Linked DNA regions of Homo sapiens: region 1 is linked to region 2. A link is a contact called in ENCODE Hi-C data. All regions are on one chromosome and are shown on one strand. The core of a region is the stretch at or near the end of the contact, and the rest is flanking DNA. Distances in the headings are between cores, read along the strand shown.

The links. A loop is a pair of places that touch in the nucleus more often than their neighbours do. Pooled maps may share reads with other maps.
Region 1: a map of mammary epithelial cell shows a loop between it and region 2 (22-fold over the local background). The contact joins two enhancer-like sites. A Hi-C loop is called at or near these places in 3 of 168 maps with a recorded cell type or tissue (MCF 10A, PC-9 and mammary epithelial cell) and 3 of 50 pooled maps.

What each region holds. Positions count from the first base shown.
Region 1 is chr6:1,333,237-1,337,076 of GRCh38, forward strand. All of the region lies in intron 1 of FOXF2-DT (FOXF2 divergent transcript), which reads right to left. Among named protein-coding and RNA genes, the nearest start is that of FOXQ1, 23 kb to the left of the region's middle. Within about 2 kb of position 2,340, at least 9 of the 41 ENCODE cell types and tissues checked have a DNase peak (open chromatin) inside an H3K27ac peak, as active enhancers do.
Region 2 is chr6:188,056-191,853 of GRCh38, forward strand. LINC03066 (long intergenic non-protein coding RNA 3066) reads right to left here. Exons shown (of 8, transcript NR_126020.1): 3 at 1,421-1,594. Among named protein-coding and RNA genes, the nearest start is that of LIRIL2R, 9.6 kb to the left of the region's middle. RefSeq lists an enhancer at 1,254-1,313. Within about 2 kb of position 1,761, at least 3 of the 41 ENCODE cell types and tissues checked have a DNase peak (open chromatin) inside an H3K27ac peak, as active enhancers do.

The DNA of each region.
Region 1 (3,840 bases), core at 1,090-3,589, 1.1 Mb after region 2:
AACCTTCCCTCAGCAGCATGTCATCACTGGAGCAGCAGGTTGATTTGCAAAACCATGTGGAGCCAACAAAATCTTCTCAAACCCAGTCCTCATCTCACTCCATTCACCAGAACACATGTCTAAAACAGCAAAGATTTCTATGTGTAAAGCGAGCCCATAAGAACTCTGGGAGAAAGCATGGAAGAGTCCTAAGTCTTTTTTGTAGAAGCAGGGCTCATCTGTGCATGGCACAAACCCCAAATGCTTTCTAAGAAAAGGTGGGTAAGTGTGAGTCTTTAAATAATGTAAACTTCTATTTGTTTAAGCAATAGACAAATGAGAAACATATTTGTGGCCTATCTGACAAATAAAGGTAATGATAAAGCTTTTAAAGTCAATTTTTAAAACTAAAAAAAAAAAATACAATAAAAATAAACAGTAGTCAAGGCCAGATTCCAGAAAATAATGCAAATAGTCCATAAAATGCAAAAAAATGTTGTCTTCCTTACTTGAAACATGAATTACAGCAATAATCATTTGCCATTTATTGCCTATTGGCAAAGATTTAAGAGTTTCATAGCACATGGAGTTGGTGAGGTTTTGAGGAAATAGGCAGTTCATATAATGTTGATAGGGTTGTAAATTGATATAACTTTTTCACAGGGCAATTTGGCAATATCTATTAAAATGTAAAATTTACATACCCTTTGACCCAGCAATTTCATTGCTAAGAATTCAGCCTAAGGGTTTGTTCTCTCATCTGTGCAAAGAGTGCAAGGGTACCAGGACACGTCTTGCTGTATTGTTTGTAATCTCCCCAAATGGGGGGAGAAAACTTGCTAATATCAATTTAAGAAACTGGTTAAATTCATTATGATACAAACCACACAATGGACTATTAAGCATGGGTGGATTCTTATGCTCTTGTGGAAAGGTTCTGAGATACACTGTTGAGTGAGGAGAAGTGTGCTGCGGACAATACATCGAGTGTGACCCCATTTGCAGTGAAGGTTAAATAGATATATATCCGTCTGTGTGAAAGTTTGCACGTGCAGAGGAAATTTTCAGAAAGATTTTAAGAAAGACTTAAATTGCAGTTACCTCTGTGTATCTGGTAAAGCTGGAGAGGTCTTTTATCTTTGGAAAAACATTTTATCTTTTACCTTACACTCTTGTATTCTACTTGGCAGAAGTCATTTTTATCATTAATGTGCATTACTTTACTATTAAGACAAACATAGTTTACTATTTGGGGAAGAATACAAAAGAGAAAAAGGAGGAGAAAACAAAGGAGGGAAGGAAAGCATAAAGGTTTAAAGGAGGGAGGAGGGAAGGAGAAAGGAAAGGAAAGGAAGAGAGAAGAAACCTCCTCATTCTTTTGAGTAGAAGGCCGTTACCTGTTTCAATGGAGACAGTTAGCAGCACATTTTAAAACTTAAGTAATTTTACCCAACTTCACAAACACTAACTTGTTGCTTCTTTTATAAATGAAAACAAGGAAGTCTCTAGGGTTGGTTTCGTCCACACTTTTTCTTAGGCTATATGCAAACCACCCTGGGATAAAGTCCTCACTGCACGTAAGCCAAGGGTGACTCCAGGGAGCCAGACGGCATTTCCTTCCATAATACACAAATTTGTATTTTGCCTGATGTTTTTGTCTCTGAGCCCAGATCCCACAGTGATAGGCGCCACAAAAGTACACAGACCAACAGAGGACGCGCCCTGATTTTGCAGAAGAGACCGATGCTTGGAGGTCAAGAGGCTGCCTGCCACGGATTCAGACTGGAAGCTTCGGCCGTCTGAGCAGATTAGAGCATCAGGCTTTGTCGCTAGTGCATGCAGGAGTTTTCACAGATAAAAATCTTTCTTTCTTCTCCTTAAGATTCTGGTAGCTAACCAGAAGCTACATGAATTTTTTTTTACTTACTTTTTAAGATTAAAATCATACATGAGGTCTCTTTTATAAGATAATGAGTATTGCAAAGGATTTTTTTTTTTAAAGAACTGGTTTTTAAAAATTGAGAGACTTTAACAAGGCTTGTATGTTTGTTTTTAAACTCCTTTTCTATGGTAAAGGAGGAAAGTTTAGGCCTACCACAGGACCAAGGCTTGCAGAAAGACAAAACTGTTCTGGAAGCAAATGGGACCCACTCCTTCACCTCCTTCCCCCGCCCTCCCTTTCCTCTCCTTGCCCCAAACTGAACTCTGCAACCATTACTGAAGCTTACAAAATATTCTGCTACTACTCGACAGTTTAAAAATTAACAAGCATGTAAAGCTACCGGGGGTAAAAGCCTGGAGCCTGTGGCAAGAAGCAAGCCCTGGCTGGATTCTGTAATTATTTCTTACGCAACTCCAGGTCGCAGTCACAGCTTTCCGAAGATTACACACTTCCAGCCGCTCAGCCCTGCTGGAGCAGGAGGGCCTGGCTCTGCCAGAGTTGTGTATGCCTCTCATAGCATCATAATTAGTCATTAAACAGCAGAACAAAGGGCCATTCTGACCAAGGTGGCACTACTGGATTCCTTTGCTTGCAGGAAAGGAGAAATTTCTTGCACGTTCTCCCCTGGAAGGATGTGAATGGGGTTGGGAAGGGAAGACCAAGATGTGGAGAGGGGTGGACCGAGAGTTAGTTGCAGAAGGCAGACTTCATGGGGATTTTCTGTCCCTGCTGCTGCGTTTCTTGTTTGTGTTGCTGCATAAACTCCACCAGACCAGCACGCTGTGACTGCCCTAGCCCGGCCCGATCAATGGGAAGGGACCTCTTGGAGGGCCTCTGTGCCTACGAGGTTTCCAGCCCTACCCCAGGCTTTTCCTTATTACCAAGATTGCTGCCCTCATGTTCACACATTTTATTTTTTATCAGAATTTTGCGAAATCAGAATTCTAAACTTCTGAGGCCCTAGATAGTTTTAATGAAGCATATACCTAGAACCTGAATATTCAGGGTAAAGTATTAGCCTTAAGTATAATCACGGCTAGCCCATGGATTCTGCAGATGAAGAAACTGAGGCCAGAAAGCCCAGTGGTGAGCTTTATTACAAACATTATGGGGGCTTCATGAAGGCACTTGGCTTTACTTTATTCTTGGAACTCAGAGCTAACCTCCCATGCTTTCTTTGTCTGCTCTATGAATTCAGTGTCTACCTGAAACCTCCACCCAACCTGTTTGTACACTTGGAAAACCCAACCTGGTGCATGGGCTGGGTGATAATCATGGCAACACTGCAGCCTGCAGGTAAGTGTGAAGATAACAGCAAGACAGCTGGAGAGTGCTACCTGCCAGCACACAGTCTCAACCCCTAAGAGGCAGCTGCGCCCAAGAGAGGAGGGATGTCAATGAAGGGTCACACCTTCAGTTTGGGCTGAAATGAGTGAGCTAAAGGAGTGGTTTGTTATTCAGAATTACATTTGCCAAAGTGTACTAGGGAAAAGAATTAATTTCCCACAGCATTGGTAAGAGGATTGGGTCTTTTTGCCTGGACTTTATAGAAGAGGTCAAGAAAGATGGAAAATGGCCCACGGAAACTGACTCGCCCACAGCGGCCTGCCCTGCTCAGCTGTGCCACTCAGTAACCACTAACAGCGACTCCAAGTTGACAAGAGAAAAACAGTCTTTTCACATTAATCTCATTTCCCTGTGTGAGAGTTTCACTAGACTACATCAGGGAAACACCACAGACACTGACTATCCAGTTCTAATACATCCGAAAATATCTTCAAGGATGGCATAGAGAAATGTAGGTTAGACAATTAAGTTACAGAGAAATTCCGTGGATTAATCAGTTGTAACCCAAAGGTGCCAGTTAATGGATTAACATCGACCTATAGGGACACATCAAAGAATTCTTTTCCACCATG
Region 2 (3,798 bases), core at 511-3,010:
AGGATTTTATATTTTGATTATGGAAGTTAAAAGTGTAGTGATCCAGTTAACATTTTATTTCTTCCAGAAAACTTAAGGCTTTAACTCTGTCAAAATATGTGCATTATGAAAGGTTCATATCCCCCAATATCTGCATCCTTAGAAATAAGAGCTTAGCCACTGTTGTATAGATTAACTTTGGCAGTGCCAGCCCTTTATTTGTATATGGAGCACAGGAGCCTGAATTAGCTGGCATTTTATTTCCTTACTAAGTCAATAAACACTTTTTTTTTTTTGAGACGGGGTCTCACTCTGTCGCCCAGGCTGGAGTGCAGTGGTGCGATCTCGGCTCACTGCAAGCTCCGCCTCCTGGGTTCACGCCATTCTCCTGCCTCAGCCTCCCGAGTAGCTGGGACTACAGGCACCTGCCACTGCGCCCGGCTACTTTTTTTTGTATGTTTTTTTTAGTAGAGATGGGGTTTCACCATATTAGCCAGGATGCTCTTGAACTCCTGACCTCATGATCCGCCCGCCTCGGCCTCCCAAAGTGCTGGGATTACAGGCGTGAGCCACCGCGCTGGGCCTAAACACTTATTTTTTAACACTATTGTCCCAGGCACTGTACTAGGTGCCAAGAAAACAAAAATGAACACAGAAAAAATATATACTCAAGTTATTCATGGTCTAGAGAAAAAGACAGACGTACGTGAATTCTTAGGCAATATGTGCCTGATACATCAACACACATAAGCGTGTGATAAACCACAGGGAGACTTGGGAAGGCTTCACGAAGGAGGGTGCCTGAGAGCTGAGGGCTCCATCCGAATTTCAGCCTCCAGGTGGTTCCCCGACTCCTTTCCCCACAGCTCTGGGCTGGAGTTGACAGATGGGTCGGTCAGCTAGCGTGGGCGAGACCATAGTCTCCACCTCACTGTCCAGTGGCCAGGGACCCGCTAGAGGGAGCCAGATGATTGTGGGAGAAGCAGGCCTTGCCACAGCCTCTTTGGTGTGGTGAGAAAATGTTTCTGTTTTAACAAAGTTGTACCCAACTCCTAAGCGTCACACATATAATCCTGCAGATCCGAATCCTACCAATCAGCAGGCACGGGTTCATCTCTACATCAGCTTCCCTTATTTGATGTACGGATGAACCCCACACTTGCTAATAGTACCTGAGTGTGGGCAACACTTCCAGATCTTTCCATAAAATTCAGCACAAGGGCCCTCATGGGTAAGGTGGCTTCCTCATTTGAATACAGATTCTCACATTGACATGGCCCTACCTCTGAGGATGACTTTTGAAGGACACAACAAGCCTCTGAGGCCTGTCACTGAATTCCTGTTATTTCAGAACACAGGGTTTTTGTGTGTGTCTTCTTCCTCCCCTGCCATGTTTCAGGGAAAGGGAATTCAACGTAAAGGGGCCCTTTGCAAAACATACCTTGCAGATGGACCCATCAGAACTGCCTAGGTCTTCCATTTGGGGGCCGGTTCCCAGGCTGACAGATCTGTGACTCTGTAAATGAGTAAGAACCTGAATGTGTCACAGAAAATTCTTCCTGGTCCATAGACTGAATGAAGCAAATGTGAGGTGTGGTTGATCATCATGAAGTTTCTAAGAGTAAAAGAGAGAAAGCAAAAAAGTACATCTTGTTCTCTTCAGCTCAGTGGCTGGATTTAAATTCAGTCTCCACATAAAACTTCAGAAACGGCCCCTGCCCTAGGACAATGGCCAAAATAACAAATAGCTGAAAATCTCCTTTCACTCTGAAGGCCAGTCCTTTCCCCCTGGGCAGCCCCCTCTCCTTCGGAGTGGGGAGGCAAACCTCCCGGTTGGACTGGAACTCCCGGGGCGTTCAACAGCAACGGGGCGGCCTGCTCCCACTTGCTTTGTCCCCAGGGTTTCAACCCTCTCAACAGTTTCTTCTCGTTGCTTCTGTGACTGTTTTTTTTGTTTTTTTTTCTGCCCTGTCCTACCTCTGTGACTGTTTTCTGCCACCTTTGTTAATCCTTCCCCTTGCCAGCTCCAATTTTAAGTGTCCCCTGAGACTGGTAACTCACTGCTTTGTGCCAGGAGGTTCCTTGGCTCCAATCAGGGGTTCCTGACAACTCCCACATTCCAAGCTGGACCCCTCCTCAGCAGGTCCCACCCCACACAAGCTCTCTTCTTCAAACCGGCTGGCTTCCCCAGCCCCTAGCCCTCTGAGGCCATCACCCTTTCATAGGCATCTGTGTGTGTTTGTCAGAGCTGTAAAGAACCACAAACCAGGGGGCCTAAGATCTCGGAAACTTTATACTTTCACGGTTCTGGAGGCAAGAAGTTTGCGAGCAAGGTGCTGGCGGAGTTGGAGCCTCTGAGGGCTTCTAGTGGTTTGCTAGCCATCTTTGTGTTTGCCATCTCTGCCTTCATCTTCACATGTTCTCCGTGTGTGTCCATGTCTCCAAATTTCTCCTTTCCGTAAGGACACCAGTCATATTGGATTAAGGCCCACCCTAACGCTTCATTTTTACTTGATTACTTCTGTAAAGACACTGTCTCCAAATAAGGTCACATTTTCAAGAACTGCTTTGAACTTCAACATAGAAACTTTCTTTTTCGAGGAAAAGAGAATCAGGATTCAACCCAGAACAACACCCAAGCAAGAAGCCTGAGACAGAGCTTTGTGTCTTCCTGCTCCCTAATGCCAGCCTTAGCCAAGCCTCCCTGTATCTCCCACGCCCACTCCCCAGCCTGCACCTTCACCTCCAGGGGGCCTCTGTCTACTGACCTGTCTTTCCCCAGCCAATCCTCTGCAAAGTGCTGCAGTCCCCAAACCATAAAGAACCAGTTTTGTTACATTGCTATGGTTGCTCAAGGACAGACATTGGCTCCCTAGCACTGTGGAAGGCAAGTCAGAAGCCTCTGCCTCCCCTGAACCCCTCCCGTCCTACCTGGGAGGGAACCACACTCAGGAGCTAGACAGTTCTCAGGAGCCTCATGGCAACTGCTCACATCTGAGTCCCAGCTGGAGTTCAACCTAAGTCTCCCTTCTTCAGTGACACCCTCCTGATGCTTAACTGTGCTTTCTTAGAGCTTTACCAGCGCTGCAACAGAGGCCTGATAGCTCTGTGCTTAGTGATTTTGCTGTCTCGTGCCTCGGGGCTGTGACTGGGCTTCCCTGTGTCCTGGTCCTCGCCCAGCACACGACTGAGATGGACAGGAGGTTAATACATGAGCGTTGAATCAGCGGAAGATCTGGGGACCAACTCAATGATTACAGAGTGAATGATGGTGCCAAGGCCAGGGCTCTGAACCCGCAGGGAACTTGCTCACTGTTTGTTTGTGTGGCTGCACCCTGCCTCCCCCTTCCTTGGGGGTCTGAGATGCCACAATCACCTTCTCTGGTTCACTAGAACAGAAAAGGGGCCCAGAAGCCCCCATGACATCACACACCCCCCTCATGCCCTGAGGCCCAAAGTTCTTTTCAGAGAAGTGTTGTGTTGTTGAGCTCCACCTCCACAGGAGTGATTGAGCTCTTCAGGGAGGGCTGGGGGCAGCCATCAGGTGCCTGGGTGTGTTTGGTCATGATCCCTGGATAGGGACCCACCTGTGCCTCCCCACCCAACAAGGGAATGATTCATTGTCTCAAAGTGCCGCGGGAGGGCAAGGACTTAGCCCCAGCCAGAGTGCAGTGTGGTGTGAAAACTGGCTCAGGAGCACCATAACCTATGAGCTTCCTGATTTCCTTTAGCAATGGAAGGTCATTGGCCAAAGGGTGACCTCAAGGTCAGAGGTTGTTGTCTGTACAAGTACCGTCTGCAGCAGCCTCAGACAGAGGC